2 separate regions of the Mus musculus genome follow, and region 1 is linked to region 2. The links are chromatin loops, found by intact Hi-C in ENCODE. Cell type or tissue: left cerebral cortex. All regions are shown on one strand. Each heading gives the region's core, and the rest is flanking DNA. Links, peaks and the distances in the headings are about the cores only. Region 1 overlaps Smoc2 (SPARC related modular calcium binding 2). Region 2 overlaps Gm41531 (a long non-coding RNA gene).

Region 1 (8,339 bases), core at 93-8,092, 170 kb before region 2:
GGTGAGTGGGAAGCAGTACGTGTGGAGTTGGTGAGAGACCTCTTCTCCATGAATAAGGCATCCCCATGTCCAAAAGGAGGCATCAAAAGCCCAGTAGATAAAGGCTCATAGTAAATAGAAATGGGGCATGCTCAGGAGTACCAGTGCTGTGCTGGGCACTGGCAAAGGCTGCCCACAGCCACAGGCCAACAGTCCAGAGGGCAGGGCGTCCCAGCTGCAGTCCTACAGGGGAGAGTGGATCATGTGTGTATGCAGGGGTCTTCAGAACCTTTCTATAGGGAAGATGGAACACGGAGGGCAGGCAATAAGCAGCAAAACCATGTGACCCTCCTCTGGAGCCCTGTTAGATGTTATCCTGTGAGGTGAACAATGGTGTTCCTTTTTTAAAGGGAGCTGAAATTCTGAAAACTAAAGGAAAAAGTGGCCACCTCACATAGGCTGACACCACACTCCCAAATCAATCTAAAGCATGCCCAAAGGTCTCTTCCTATTCCTGCTGCCTTCTGTATAGAAATGCTGTCTTTGGCACCCGCCCATTTCCCCTATGTCAGTCAGCATGCTTGCCTGAGCATTGATATGGGCCCAGTAGCTAAAACAGAAACGGAGGGGGGGGGACTTCAAAAAAGAGAGCACACAGCTCCCTGTCCCTGTCCACTCACAGGAACATCGGTGGCAAGCCTTGAAAAGGTCACTGAAGAGTGGGACCAGAGGGATGTAAGCCTAGCTCTACCTCAGTGAGGAACATTTAGGTCACTCAGAAGACAGGCTTTCCAAAGGGACAAGGTCTGATTGATGAATAACAGGTTGGATTTGTAATCAAATAAGAACATCAGTCTTGTTGCTAGGAGCATTTGTTCACATGGCTTTTTTGACGCCCTAAAGGTAACCAGCTGGGGTTGTTACTGTCGTTCCTTCCAAATTTTGTTTAACAGAAACATTTTCCTTTTATTAGTCTATCTACATTTCATCTCAATGAAATGAGACAGAAAGCAGTCCCCATGTTCCCTCTACTGCGATGCAGGCTCTGAACACCGTGGTTCCTCCAGGTTGAGAGGACAAGACTCCCTGGCAGTTCTCTTGTGTCTAGAGAACATGAATGATGGCATCTCCACATCCTGTCACAAGATGGGGTAGAAAATGTAAAAGGGAAGAGTTTTCATTGACCTTAAAGACATACTGAGATCTCGAAGTCAAGTTACAGAGCTGATTTAATGGTGAGGACTCTGAGAGGTGGGCAGTGGTTTCAAGACCCTGAGGACTTTGCAGTAGTGGTTGTGGAGACCTAATATTGCTTTGAGGGTGCCAATATGAGCTGGCCCTGTGACAGTCTAGCAGCCTCTCCCCATGCAGGAGGAAGCCACTCCCCACAAGGACCGCAGTGATATGATGATGCAAGGGTAGTCGTCATCATTTACATCTTTTTGGAATGTGTCTGTTAATGGTAATTAACGATGGCCCACATTTTTATATGGTTTTTCTTTGGATATATAGAGTCACTCAAAAGACAGGAACTGAAAGGTGATTCTCATCATGGTACTTTAGGGATGTGGTAGAACACTTAAGAGAGTAGGACCCTTTGGAGGAATCAACAGGTCGCTAGGATATGGGATAAATATTCACTCTTGCCATCTGTCCTCCCAAGGGGCCATCCAATGTTGGACTTGAATTTCCTATCTGAGCTAAATACATCTTTTCTCTTATAAGGAATATAACCCTTTACATTTCATTTAATGGGTGTTTTTAGGCACATCTATCTGGGAATGTTAAAAGAGAAATCACAGTGTCTCAAAAGAGATGAGGCAGTATGCATACTCTTACACAAACCTCTTAATTCATGCCATCTTTGTGGATACGTGGGTCCTTTTCATTCTTCCACTCAAACAGAAGGAATTTAATAGTAGCCCAGAAGCAGGCTGGCATCTGACTCAGTTTGAGAGCTTGGCTAGCCTGGCCTCAAGCTAGAAATCCTCCTGTCTCAGCCTCTCAGGAGCTGAGGTGACACCACCACCATGCTCTGCCAAGAGTCTTTGGTGACCTAACTAGTTGGATATCAAGTAGATAGAAAACAGATAGAGCCCTCACTTCACAGACTACAAGATTCTATGTGCTTGGTGTGGATTCTCATTGCCAAGTTCCTACTCCTTCGTTGTGCGGTTTTAGGTAATGGTCTGCCGAGTGAGGAAGGAGGAGGGAAGAATTCAGAATAGATGCCATCCACTTGGGCTCCTCTTTGTTACAAATGGAGATGGTGCCTCTAGAAGGCTCAGGAAGTCAAAACTGTCATTACAAATGTGGAGATGCTGTGTCAGAGAAAGCCTGGTCCACTGAAATCTTGTTCCCGTGTACCTGCATCTCTGAAAAGGTCAAACGCAGTAGTAAGCTGTGGTTTCCTGATGTTACAGAAACCAACTGAAAATCCAAGCTGCCCTCTGACCATCCCTCATACAGGCCATTTTATTTCATTTTACTTTTAGAAATAACTTCCTTGTTATCGATGTGATGGTACTCATCAGAAATTCCCAACGCTTGGGAGGTTGAGGCAGGAGGATCAAGTCCACGGCAATCTTTCTCTAAAGAATCCTTGTCTTGATAAACAAGGTAACTGATTTATTTCATTAGAGCAGAGCTCAATTAGTCAAATCTCTCACCAAGTTAGAAGAATATTTCCTTATGCAAAAATAAATGGTTCGGCATGTATTAAGTGATAGAATTTAATGATAATGGGCGAGTCATGAATATGTAAATTAAAACTAAAGCACACAAAAGAGCCCTTTTAGTAAGTCCAGCCTTGCTAAAAGATACTCTGAAGTACCCCGAATATATTTTTCCTCTAATAAAGAAACATCTTCACTGGGGAGGGGAAACATCTTCAAGCCAGGTTGTAGGGGATATCAAAACTCTAATTCTGGCAAAAAACAACTTAGTATTTATACTTATTTATTATTTATTTACTGGGTATGATTTCAATTTTAACTTGAGGATAAAATTATTTGTTCTGAAGTTAAAGACTTAACAGAAGGCCATGTAAAACCTCCCTGCCGGGTAACACACATGAACTGAATTATGCAACCCACTTATCATCATTACTAAGCACTCAGGCATCCAGAGGCAAGAGGCAGGAAAGGAGCCACTGACATCACATAAAATATATACGATAGATAAAAGTCACGAGGTGTTGTTGCTCCACCAAGAATGAGAGGCTGCCTTGGGGCAATGCAGCTCTGTCTGCTGAGCAGGTCTCTTCCCCTCTGCCGATTCAGATTCCTGTCTTATCCAAGGCAGGGAGCAAGCGGAGAGTGACAAGGCTGAGATTATAGCTTATGGCCAGAGATCTGATGAGGTTCTACTGGCTAGAGCACGGGAAACTAAAAGCATGAAGCAAAATGTAGCGTATCCAAGTTTCCCCAGCTTCCCTGCCCTCCTTTCTTCCTCTGGTCCCGAGGCGCTGTCAGGAGCCCCTGAGACATTATGGAGACAGACCTCAAAACCAGGATCCAGGAGTCTGAGAGAACCACAGAGCAGATGGCTGCATCAGCCCATGCATCTGGTTTCTCCCTGACTTTGGGTTTGCTGAGAAGATTAACTGAGTTCCTAGGTCACTGCTATTCCCCTTTATAATTTCTGTTTCTAAGAAACAAAATCCACTCCTGCTCATTCCCCTTGGTCCATTCTTAGACCTTAGAGGGATTGTCTGTGCTTTAGACTCAAGTGTCCTGTTAGGAGAAACATCAAAGCTAGACGTGAAGTAATCAGACCAACCACGGACTGCTATGGAACACCATGGAAAGTTCTTCACACCACAAACAATTTAGTATTTATACATATTTATTATTTACTATATAATAAATAATCCTGAGGATTCCTGGGAAGGAGCCACTGTCTGGTTTGAGGTGTTGAAAAACACCTTTGGGGGCGTTTATGTGGCCATGAGCCACGCTAGGTCAGTGTGGAGCTCACAGCTACATTCTCCCCACAGTGCTCAGCATCCATTCCCTTTCTACCTACTACCTCAGGAAACTAGTGTTTTGTTATCAGAATATCCACATACATGATGCGCAGACTGGGGCCCAGGAGTGTAGCTCTGTCCTGCATTCCACCCTGTCATGGCTTCCTGGCCTGTGGCACTCACTGACTCTCATGACAGACAGACTCGCATGACAGAATTGGCAGCACAGACAGACAAGCAGGCACTTACACAGCTGAGCTCACTGTGTCTGCACAACCATTAGAGAAAATGCCCCAAGGCACACTCATCCAAAGGGTGAGAGCCCAGAGTAGTCCTGTGTCCAGCATGGGGCCAAGAACCAGGTCCAACAAGGTCTTGACTATTTGGCTATCTCAGACCACACACAGAGGCAAGAACAGAAACAAAGCAGACATACTTGAGCTGCTAAGTGTTCCATGGGAGCTGTTCGCAGCACAGCGGAAAAATAGGAAAAAGGTGGCCAGCACATCTTTCGAAAGGGAAGAAATACTAAAAATGTCTTGATATCTAATTACTCAAAATGTATTCCAAATTTTGGCCTGTGGGGTAGGCTATGGTATTAAGATTAAAATCATCTTTCCCCTGCAACACCATTATCATGTAGCTGCAGCAGCAACAGTACCACCACCAGCATCATGACCACCACCATCACTGTTATTATCACAGTCACTTTCCTCCTGCTTGAAAAGGCTTCCCTGCTTCATTGTCATCCTACTTGGATGACAGGAGGAGGGTGACTATGATTATAATGGGGATGATGGTGGTCATGATGACGATGGTGGTGGTGGTAACGGTCATGGTAATGGTGATGGCTGTAGTGATGGTGGCGGTGGTTGTGGTGATAATCATAACCATCATCACAGTCATCACATCATATCCCCATTACCACCATGACTGCCACCACCACCAATCATGACTGTATCATCATCATCATCACCACCATTGCCATTATCACATTATTATCACAATCATCAGTATCATAACCATCATCAGCATAGTCATCATTATGTCATCATCACCATTACTGCCTCCACCATTAACACCACCACAGTCACCATCATCACTATTATCAATAACAGCATCCTGACTACCCTCACCATCATCATCTGTTCCTCTGGTTTTACCCTTTATGGGTTTTTTTTTTCTGTCTTTCTGGAGTAGCGTTGCTTGCACAATTTGGTTTTGCCCTTGGAAGCCTAGGATCACATTAGTCAGTCCACACCAGTTTCAGCAAGAGCTGAGACATTTCACATTGATAGTGGAAACAGTTCATATGTAACATCTGTGCAAAGGATGTATGAGACGCTCGGTGTGCTTCCGAAGGCATCCTCATAGGATGGCAAGGATGCAGGAAAGGAAGACGGTGATGGGGCATTCTAGAGGAGGCGTCCAACCCTAAATGTAGCTATTGTGGGCAGAGAGGGGAGCCAACTGCTGGTTTAGATTTTCAGTATTAATGCCCTGCAATCAGAACCATGTGTAGCTCCTGCCTCACCCATGATCTGTCAGCCTCCTGAACATTCTGTCCTCTCTCGTGCCTTCTTTAGAACCTGGCCTAAACCCTTTCTTCACTCTGTGCCCTTCTGGCCTTCTCATTCCCTCTTCCTGTGTCATCATTGCTCAGCCTGAGGGTTTTCCTGTGCTGAGTTTGGAGGACCAGAGATGAAGTAGAGATACTGGATGAGATTGACCGGGGAGGGAAGGGACTTCAAGAGTTTTCGTGAGATGTCACGGAGCAAATCAGGGTGTTGCAGAGCTCTGGAGGTTGGAATGGGAGAAGGAAAATGTCACCTTCGGGGTACTGGTTAATTGCCTCGTGGAATAGCAGTAGCTTTGATAAAACAAGGTGCCATTTACTGCTTCTGTCATGTCTGGAGTGTCTGCAGCAGGAGAAGCATGGGGCGGGTGACATTAATCCATACTGGAGGTCTGTCACACAGAGAGGGCATAGAAACTTCTAGTGTATCACACAGGGCAGATTGAAGCATTCACAACTATTAACTCATACATGCCACCTGTCGTGGAATGAACCAGCACTCCAGTCCTGGAAAAGAAACCCCAAGGTTCAGAAAAGTTGAGGAACATATCCCATTTCACACAGACTCCTTCAACAGGCAAAATCAGACCCAAATCTGCTGGGCTAGCACCCACAACTTTGGCTTCCACTAGTGGACACATTTTACAGTGAGCAATCATGAAGAACTAGAGAGAGAACTCAGTGTAAAGAGCATTTGTTGTTCTTGCAGAGGAACCACATTCAATCTCAGTACCCATCTAGCAGCTCACAACTGTCCGTAACTACTATTTCAGAAGATTTGATGCTCTCTTCTGACCTCCACGGACACCAAACATGAACGAGGTGCACAGACATACAGGCAGGCAAGACTCTCACACATCTAGAATAATCTAAAAACTAATTTTTAAACAGTAATCTTTTATGAAATGCTGAAAAGAAGACTCACACAATTTAATCGCATATTTTAATCTAATAAAATGATTAAATTCAGAGTTCAGAAATATAAAAGATTATCCAAAACAGTTAGGATCATACTCGTTTGTAGACAGCATTGACATGAGCCGGTCACTTCTTGCCTCTACACAGTTCAAATGAGCAAAGGCCTTCTGCAGCATGCGTTCACAATGCATCTACAGACATACATTGAGAGGCTGGGGACCATGAACAATTTCCCATATAAACCACAATCTGAAAGAATTGCCCCAGCTCTCCTCCCATCTGCCACTGTTCCTTGAGAACAGAGAGTACAGACTGACCTAGGTCAGAAAGTGACAGCCAGCCATACACCCAATCTAGTTCAGTCTCTCACAGTATGGTCATCCAGTTCATAACCTTCATCCCATAGTGGCCTTGGGTGAATTCCCTCAAACCCGATGCCTCCACAAAATGAAATTGACATTCTCAGCTGCCTGTTGTTCAGCACTCTTGGGACGATGTAGTCTAGCTGTGCCTTCCTCAGGATGTGGTCCATGATCTCTGTAGAAGGCATTTTTCCTTTCCAGTGGACCCTAGCAGGATGGCCCAGGCACTCAGAAGTGAGGCAGGTAGACTGGATCCTTCCTGGGCCAATGAGATGGAGTCGGCAGGCCAGAGTTAGATGTGCTCTCTGAAAGAGGACTCTCTGGCTGCTTGTCCATTCAGCTCCCCGGGGATTTAACAGTAGGGTTGGCTCAAGCAGAAGCTAAAACTGGAGCCTAACAGCATAGTCTCAAGCAGGGGCTACTGGAAGTTAAGGCTATGCCTGAGCTAGTGCCTGTGTGACCCATGGTGTGAGTGACATCTCTAGAGAGCAAAACTTTATGAAACAGGCAACCACTGCAAGCTTCTAAGGATACGGTAGGCTCTGGCTGGCATCAAGAGCACGGAGAGCAAGCCAACGGAGACTGCAGGCAGAGGAAAGGGCAAGGGAATAAACCAGGCCCTCCACAGAGGGACGAGGAAGTGAAGTTGAAATGCATTTAAAACCCACCCCACCAGCACAGATCTTGAAGGTCAAACAAGGACACATACATTGTATGTGATTAATTTCCCGAAGCCAGCCTTCCGTTTTCACAGATCACAACAGTCCGTTTAAATATCTCATTTCTACAAAGTGAATTTACATTTAAAGTACAAAGTGCAAATACTATATGTTTTTTGTTTTTAATTGCTCTTTGGTGAGGGAAAATTCCCACATGTCTAGGAACTGTCTTGAGTAGTCAGCCGTTCATCCTTGTTTCCTGGGCTGGAGAAACAAAACAAACAAACAAGCAAACAACAAAATGAAGATAATCTTAGGAAGATGTCTATGTCTTCCCTATGCAGACAATGACTTGCTCCTGAAAATAAACCTACTTGCTATGAGGGAAGCCATACAGGAAAGGACAGGGTACCTTACAGTAAAGAATGAGTGGGCCCGTTGTTTAGGAAGTCTTTTCTTCCCTGGAAATCACCAGCAGAATATATCATCTGAGAAAGATTGCATTGACTTCAGATACTGTAAGTGAACTAACTTCAAGGTGGCACAGATAAAGTCCCAAACTTGCAGTCACCAGACTTCAGCTTGGGTTACGGGTGCCCCCAGCCTAAACAGTCATAATTTCTTTCCTTTGGATGTTTCTGTCTTGCTGTTTTTTACCTAAGAAGAAATGCAGCTTGCATCTGTGTTTGCTGTCCTTCACCAAATAGACTTTCAAGGGAAGTCATTTAGAAAATGAAAAATAAATAAATAAAAGCAGCCATCTTTTTATCAAGTGCATCAAGCTGTATAAATGAAGACTGATCTTTTTATCTGATACCTAAAATACTAAACTTTGAATCTTAGGCTGTCTTTCCTTCATTCTGATAACAACAGGCGGA
Region 2 (8,339 bases), core at 181-8,180:
CTTGATGGCCAGGGGACATCCAGGCCTGTCGGATAAAGCAGAATACAGATAGCCTCTATCTTTCCTCTCGAACATGAACACTCAGAATAAAATAAGGTCTCCAAACAGTCTCTTGGTGCCTTGGGGGCCACACTGGTCACATCTCCAAGGATGCAGCCATCCTTCCATACTGTCTCAGGGCACAGCCATCCTGGGATCTAGGTCCACTTGCTCTGTCTGCCACTGAGATTCCCCCCCCCCCCCCGCAACACACACACACCTGGTTCCTTGCTTCCTAGGCTCCTATGTAAGCCCCTTCATGCAATAGACAACTTCATGCAGTAGATGGGGTGTTGGGGACCTCTCCAAGGGGAGTTAAGGGAAAACCTTGTTCTCTTATGTGTGCTCCAGATTCAGAAATATATAAACTCATTCCTCGAATTGTCAGAGCCCACCCTGGCTGTGGCTACCTGGCCCTCAGGTTAGATCTGAAGCCAGCTCGCCCTCCACAGACACTGTTGTGAGTTCTTGACAGTGGCCTCAGTTATTTGAGTATTCGGGCTATTTTTCACATAACTCTGGTTTGATTAAAACCCAAATACATTTGGCCAACCACGTTTCCCTTTAATTTTTCAGCAGATATTTATTTTAAGGGAAATATAAGCCATGTATTACCAATTCCCCTTGTTGCGGCCTCCAAGCCAGCCGTTGGTGGTTGGGGGCCCCTGCCAGTGCCCTAGACTGTCCCTGAAAGTCCCGTTCAGGGGAGACAGCCACCCACTACACAGCCATGCACAGAACCCACAGTGAACGGCCTGTAGTCCTCTGATACGTGCTGGGTGCGGATGTGTGTCAGTTCTGAACAGGACTGAGATTTTGTTGTTGTAACTTATAACCCATGATTTGTGAGTGGTTTTAGACTAGGAAAAACATGTTTTTGCTGCTCTGACTGACGGAGATCTCAAGTCTGAGGGAACGATCTGACATTCCCAGACCCGGTCATCTACAGAAAACTTTCCAGGACCCCATTCTCTTTCTGTCCTGAGCTACTGGCTGATCTACTGACGAGAGGGAGAATGGGAGGCGAACATGTCATTGAAAATGTTCGATCCTCTTTATGCATCTCTGGGGAATGGTGCAGCCAATGTGGAAATCAGTGGAGGGGGCTCTTACAAAAACTAAAAATAGAACTTTCCAGATTAGCCTGTTATACCCCTCCTTAGTAAGACCCAATGCCGACGTGTCTTAGAGATACTTGCAAATATTCATGTGTTCACTGCAGCACTGCTCATGCTGGCCAAGTTTATTATGGTCAACCTAGATGCCCATGACAGATGTGGGCGAGATGTACCACAGATGTGGGCGAGATGTACCACAGATGCACAATAGGGTTTTATTTAGCCATAAAGAAAGAAGTATTTGTGGGAAAATGGGTGCGACTGGCGATCACTGTACCAAAGAAAATGAGTCAGATTCGGAAAGATACATATCATATCTTTCTTTTCTCGTCTGTGAGTAATAGGATTTATACAGACACACAGAATCACACATACATGTAGAACATGGGAATAAAAATAATGCTAGGGTGACAAAGGGGATGGCAGGAGAAGAAGGGGGAGGAGGAGAGATGCTTGACATATCTGAAATATTATTGAGAAGGACTTTGTATAACACATCGGCATGTATTCATGTATAGTGAATTTTAAATAATAGTTTAAAATTTTTTCAAGCCAGGCATGGTGGCGCACACAATTTAATCCCAGCACTCAGGAGTCAGAGGCACTCAGATCTCTGAGATTGAGGCCAGCCTGGTCTACAGAGTGAGTTCCAGGACAGCCAGGGCTATACAGAGAAACTGCCATGAAAAAAAAAAAATGAAGCTCACAGAAATTTCCTTTCTAAGCCAACCACGACAGCAACATCATTTCCTCAAAAGGAAAACACAAAGCTCTCTTTAATCAGCTTGCCATTACTCATTACTGTAACAAAAAACCTGAGACAATTAGCTTGTGAAGAGAAAGGTTTACTGTGTCTCGTGGTTTTAATAGTTCCAGCCCACGCTTGGATGGACTCAGCTTTTGGGGCATTTCGGGTACTGATAGGGAAAATGAGACAGAAGAAACTTCACATCCAGGAGGCCAACAGAGAGGAGGAAAATCCCAGAGACCCGTGGGATTTTCTCCGCAGGCCATGCCCTCGGCATCTAAGGGCCAGTTAGTCTATCTCTATCTTCTTCTACTTCCCAGTGGCACTGCCGTGAGGAGCCTTTGACACGCACCCAATGGGGGATACCAGACACCTAAATACAGCATTTTATTGCTATCCCCAAAGGCTCATGTCCATCTCACAGTGCAAAAGACCCTCAGTCCATCCCAGGATTATCCAAGTCTCACCTGTTCAGTGTCACCCCAAGGGACACGTCTGAAGACTCCCTTGAGATTCCAGACAAACTTGACCAGGAGCCCCTGTAACAAACCTTCGACACCCAGATTCATACTCTAAAAATGAAGAATAGAGAGAAGCAGAGAGGAGGTACCAGGCCAAGACTGAAACTCAGCAAGGAAAACATAACTTGAAGTCATAGTCTCCATGGCAACTTCTAAGGATCATGATCATGGGCCATGAACTCTGAGGAACTCCACCCTTACAACATGGCTGGTTGCAACACACATGACTGCTCTCCCAGGCAGGCTTCCCACGCTATCGATAGTTTTCCAAACACATGCTTCATATTCCTGGGTCTCCACTGTCCTATTGATGACTGCACGGATCATCTCTGATCCTGCCACACACTGCCCTGGCATCGAGAGCATTTCCTTGAAATCCCACTGGAAGCCTCTGACAGCATAACAACTCGTACCCTCTGCCCATCTGCAGAACCAGTATGGTGGAGACGATTGTGAGGTGTGCTTGAACCAACAGGTATGCTTGAGCCATATTTATGGTACCCTTGGGACATTTCACGGGCTGAGCAGAAGGAAGTGGATCTGAATCCAAGGACAGTTCTGGGCATGCAGAACACTCCAGGGCTCTTTGGGTTGGGGGTGGGGGAATCTGCCCTGGAAAAATCTCTGAAACACATTTGCATTTCTACACTTCTGAGCCTCTGGTAAAGGCCTGGAGCACTTGGGTGCTTTATGTTGAACTGTTGACTGTACCTGCCCTGGATAGAACAAAAATAGACACTTCTTTCTTGGCCGTGCCACAGGTTTTCCAGATCCTGCTATTCTGCTCCCCCTTTGATGCTGATCCTCACTTATAAAGTTGGCTAAAGAAGAGTTACACTCACTCATCTGTCTGGACACTGTGCTGCCTTCGAATTCTCTCCACCAGAGGAGTTGTCTGTCACCTTTTAAGCTCAGTCTTAACAAGTCCCAGGACACGGACAAAATGCAATCATTTTTTTATGTTGTAGTACAAATACGGATAGCCTCTTTATAGTTCCCAGGAGACTGTTCTGTTCATGTTCATCTGAAACCTCATCAAGATGGCCTCTACTGTCTACATTTTCTTCTACATTCTGTTCTGAGCTTGCGCAGAATTGCCAATACAGTCTCCTCAATGTGCTCCAGGTTTTTCTGGCTGCTCCTTTGAGGCCCTCCAAGCTCCCCCTATAAAGCAAAGCCTCCTCCATCTTGCCAATATAGCTGTACCAATGATCTCACTCCTGACACCGATTCTTTATATTAATCAGATAGACCAAGATACCTAAAATAATGAACTTATGAAAATGTTTATTTTCAATGATGGTTTGAAAGGTCTAGTCCAAAATTGGGAATACCCACCCTTTAATGAGCCAGAAAACAACAGAGAGAGGGGGGAGAGAGAAGAGAGTCAGGGAAGAGAGAGAGAGAGAGAGATCAGAGCCTCATAGTCCCTTAAAGACAGGGAAAAGCTAAAGACCCGTTATGTCTTTTGTAGGTGCTATTACAAGCACATGACAGTGACAGCTGGGCAGTCGTCATGCCAGGCGTCCATGAAGACTCCCAGCGAGTCAGCCCGGTGTGGGCTCACTTGTGTCCCACAGCCCTACCGTTTACAAGAGCTTGGCTGGTATAACTGTGACCACAGTGTGACTCATTGCTCCTTTATTGGCTCCTGTTTTATTTCAACAGCCGTCACTCATGGTCGTCTTCCGTGCCCACAGCCAACCCTCTATAAGTAGGAAATGTGCTAAGTGAGGATCCTCAGGCTCCATCCCAGGTACGGGCTCTGCGGCAGTGACACCCAGAACTCTCTGTTTACTCAGCCTTAACACAGTGAGGTCAGGTGCGGCACTGCTGAAGTTTCAGAGTTTAGAACAAATGAACGCAAGTGGGTTTGGATAAGCCAGGATCCATATAGCCTCAGTATATACCCTACAGAAAACCTCCAGACAGTGGGACCAATAGAGAAAGCTGCATATGTAACCCCTGAGGAGTCTCACCCTGACACCTGAAGGCTGTTGACATGGTTTACAGCAAAAGGGACTTTACAGATGAGCCCTGGTCAGAAGCCTTGGGGTTGGAGGTTGGGAGGAGGTATGGCCCTAGATTGCCTAGTGAGCCCTGGACATAGTCACAAGTATCCTTGGGAGAAAGAGGAAGAGAGTCTCTTATATGACTTTCTCTGGAGAGAAATAAACACATATCTGTTCTCCCTAGATAGTGTACTAATGATGGCAGATCTTAAGAACCATGATTCCCAATCTAACATGGTGAACCAGAGTTTATTCTGGGTACTCTCAGGACCATGGGTGACTCCAAGACAGGGAGCATCATAAGAGAGTCTCACCTGGCCTGGGTAAAACTCACAGGGTTGGCATCCCTGGAGCTCCCTGCCCAATGCAACTACCACAGTCCTCTCTCCAGCCATTGTTAAATGGCTTTGTGTGGTTGGGAGAGGGGGTGTTCCTCAGCGCCATAAATACCTCCCTCTAGAAGGAAATGACTACCTGACCATCTGTTCAATGCAAAGAGCTGATACATTCCATGAGCAGAAGCTACACCGGGTGACACATTTAGAAGGTAGAGAGGTACACATGCCTCTAGAAACTGGAAAGGGCCAGGAAAGGTACAGTGCCTGGGACCTGAAGAATGGACCAGCCCTGCCCACACTTTCCCCTTTCCAGTGAGTCTGACTTCAGGTTTCTGACCTCAGGAACTCTGGGACAGCAGGTCTATCCTGCTTTCAAATCACCAAGTGAGTGGACTTGCCGTGGCAGCAATAGGAAGCTCAGAGTTCCCGTGCCAGGTCCAGGGACAGGAGGACTGACCACATCCATATCCACTGGTTCCTGCAGTTCGCTGGGTCTTGCCCGCCATCATTTCCTGATGGGACATAGTGTGGCACAGGATGGGCAAAATCCAGCAGAAGAGAGGGACATCTCTTGGTCTTTTCGAAGAGTAAAAACTCTCGCTTAGAAATGGCAGCAATCCTCCTTTGAACCAGTCAAAACAGACCAGCTTCCCACAGATGCCATTTGGTCCTGAGACACCGGCGCATGCTGATTTCTGCTGAGAAGAGTTCAGGTGTGAAGGGTGTGAGGCAAGCATGGGTGTAGTTGCTGGGCCGATTCATCTCCACAGCTGCAGGAGAGCAGTCTATACCCCATATAAATGTTTCATGGCCAAGAGGACAGGGACCTAAAGGTCTCACATGGCGCCCGCCACATACTGACCTGTCGGGCATCTCCCCCTCTCATTCAAGAATCAGAAGCAATCGACAGAAGCTGGCAACAGAACGAAGGGGCTTTGCGACAAACCATGAATCTTACCAGAAACTGGGGGGACCAGGGACTGTGGTCTCTAGCCAGAGGAGAACAGGAACATCTAACAGGAGTTCAAAAGGCTCCCCACGATGTCACAGGCAGAAGGGGCTTGCATGTAACAGCAGTGTGGCCCATGTCAGTTGTATCTTTCGATGATGGAGCCACTGCAGAGGCCAGTCAACATCAGGACCATCCAGTCAGCATCATTGTCACAGCTGCATGGTCTGCGGCAGAGTTCTCAGGACAAAAGTCAGAGGGATAGAGAGACTTCCCTGTCCCCCAGCTGACCAGGAGCTGTGAGCAACTCAGAGCACTGTCAAGTGGAAAAACAAACACTACACTAAAAAACTCTCCACTCCCCTGCTTAAATGTGAAGAAGTTTGGTGGAGAGAACAGAAAATATACCCCCCCAAACATCAGAGTGTTTGTGCAGATATAGACATGACACTCCCACCCTCACCCCCAACTCTGTTCTGCTTGTGTGGCACCTGGTTATTCCTGCAAACTTCTGGGGACAGCATCTTCTCTGAATGCTGCAGGGAGAGACTATTAAAAAACGGCACTGTGTCTTCCATCCTGGTCATAGGTGGGGCCCGCTGGGGTCTGAAGAAGCCAAGGGTCTTTGTTCAAAATTTAATCCCGTGCCTAGAGGTTTGAGGATGCCAATTGTTTGAGAGTTTTCTTTGGGGATGAAATACATACTTTACTAAGTCAACAGATTACTAAGCATCTGGTGGTATGAAAACACAGAACCAAACCAAACCAAACCCCAAGAGATGCCTTTATTTAAAAAACGCCTCTAACCATGTGCACATGTGGCTGGGCCACCTCTGTGGTACCAATCTTTTAAGTCCTGAAAGCAGAAAGATTATAAATGTCAGGTTTTATGAGGCCATGGAGAAAAAAGGATGTATTGGCTCAGATATTCTAAACCATTGAATGTATGGACTCCATTACACGGAGCAGTGTAAGACCTGTCCAAACAGCCGTGTGCAGTGGACGTTTAAAGGCACAGAGAAGCATTCCTGATGTCAATTCCATACTGACACTTCCAGGACGAATGGGCCCAGAGGCCGGATCTGGTTTCCAGCTTCAGGTGACTCATTCTCAGCCCCAAAGACCTTGTTCAGAGCTATGCCACCTCGGAGAGGAGCCAATTCCATGTGAGAGAGAGAGGCTGAGGAGGAAACAAGAAGCCCCTGGATTACCAGTGTGTCATCATGACACTGGTCCCAAAGGGATCCTCCTGTCCCCAGTGCAAAACTCCTCACCTCAGAGCAACCCCTCACCCCAGAGAGACATGGGAGACACATTGTTCTTGCTCACCTATAAGCCTATCTGCTGCTCATGACTGTCCATGGAGACCCTCCAGGACTGACAGCCAATGGTCTTCAACTTTATCATACACAGACACGTAGTGAATGTTGGAACATGGCTTTCTTATAGGGGGATTTCTGTGGAGAGTGTAGTATGATACCTGTCTTATAGATAAGTTTGGCATGGAGTATCAACATTCTCAAAGCTAAGTAGAGACAGAATGAAGCTCAAGTTCCCCTACCTCCATCTGGTCCCACAGCCAAGTACTGTGTCCTGGCCCAAGAAGTGATACTTGATAGTCACAGTGATAACACACATGCAAAAAGTAAGTCTGGAGTGTGCCTCACCCAATCCCACTAAGACTCTGGGAGTTGTGGTAGCTTAAGGCCCAACCTGAGGTTCTACATCAGATCTTGCGACTTCTGGAATGGAACATCAGAGAATGGCAACCATCCTGTGCTCATGATTTCCTGGGACCTAGAACCATTTCTGCAAATACTGTTCTTTGAAACTCCAGTAGCCTGGGCAGTCGGGGCAAGGATAGGCACTTCCTTAGCATCATCGGTACATGCTGAAGCCCTTCCTCAGATGATAGGACTAGGCATCTACCTGAGAGGAACTGGCATCTATAGGACTGTATTATAGCACAAGGGTCACATGACCTCTGTGTCAGCCAGGACACCAGGAACAATCTCCAAGAAGGACCTGAGAATAGCTGGCCCCATGCTCCAACTTTGGAGAAGCTGGGGTTTCCAGATAGCTTCAGGAGACCCTAAAGGGAAGGACCAGCCATTTCTGGAAGAAGAACAAGGTGGTTTTGCCATCCCTAGTAGCTTCCCTCTGCCATGGTGGGTTCTGCCCTCACAAAGACCCTTCTGGACACACCTAGATGACCACATCTGAGCCACTGGCTGATCCCAGATGGCATCCATGTACTGGATGCTGAAGCTGGCTTCTGGAGAACAGCTCTGTACTCCCAGCAAGTCAACCCCTATCTCTTGTCTCTCATAGCCAGGACAGTTGGGCACCAAGCTTGGGGTAAAATGCTGATGAGGTGGCTCTGTGCTGGCCCAGGGTTCCCAACAGCTGCATCTGCCTTGAATTTCTACTGCAGTCAGTGGTCCAGGTCCCTCTCTTCCTCTGGAGAACTGGACTGATCAGTAGTTTCTCTCCATCACTCCTTCCGAGGAGAAGCAGCACCATATCTCCTTGGCTTTTATAAGGGTTTGAGAAGAACTGGAACCACGTCCATCTCACAGTGTTCCGAGTTTGGTGCGGAGGCGCTCCAGAAGCT

What was found. Peaks named below come from ENCODE experiments on the same cell type or tissue, not always from the same donor. Only the 100,000 strongest peaks of a DNase experiment are listed, where the experiment ranks them.
Region 1: it touches region 2 in a loop (2.4-fold over the local background); 7 of 42 quality-filtered maps call a loop at or near these places.

The regions. Positions count from the first base shown.
Region 1 is chr17:14,402,881-14,411,219 of GRCm38, reverse strand. It overlaps Smoc2 (SPARC related modular calcium binding 2), which reads right to left. Exons shown (of 13, transcript NM_022315.2): 13 at 6,430-7,725. The coding sequence ends at 7,708. Among named protein-coding and RNA genes, the nearest start is that of 4930474M22Rik, 8.1 kb to the right of the region's middle. In left cerebral cortex, for the core only: no CTCF peak of the experiment used is centred there; no DNase peak of the experiment used is centred there.
Region 2 is chr17:14,235,810-14,244,148 of GRCm38, reverse strand. Gm41531 (a long non-coding RNA gene) reads right to left here. Exons shown (of 2, transcript XR_876621.1): 2 at 4,669-6,041. Among named protein-coding and RNA genes, the nearest start is that of Gm34567, 9.7 kb to the left of the region's middle. In left cerebral cortex, for the core only: no CTCF peak of the experiment used is centred there; DNase peaks (open chromatin) are centred at 1,331, 4,031 and 4,861.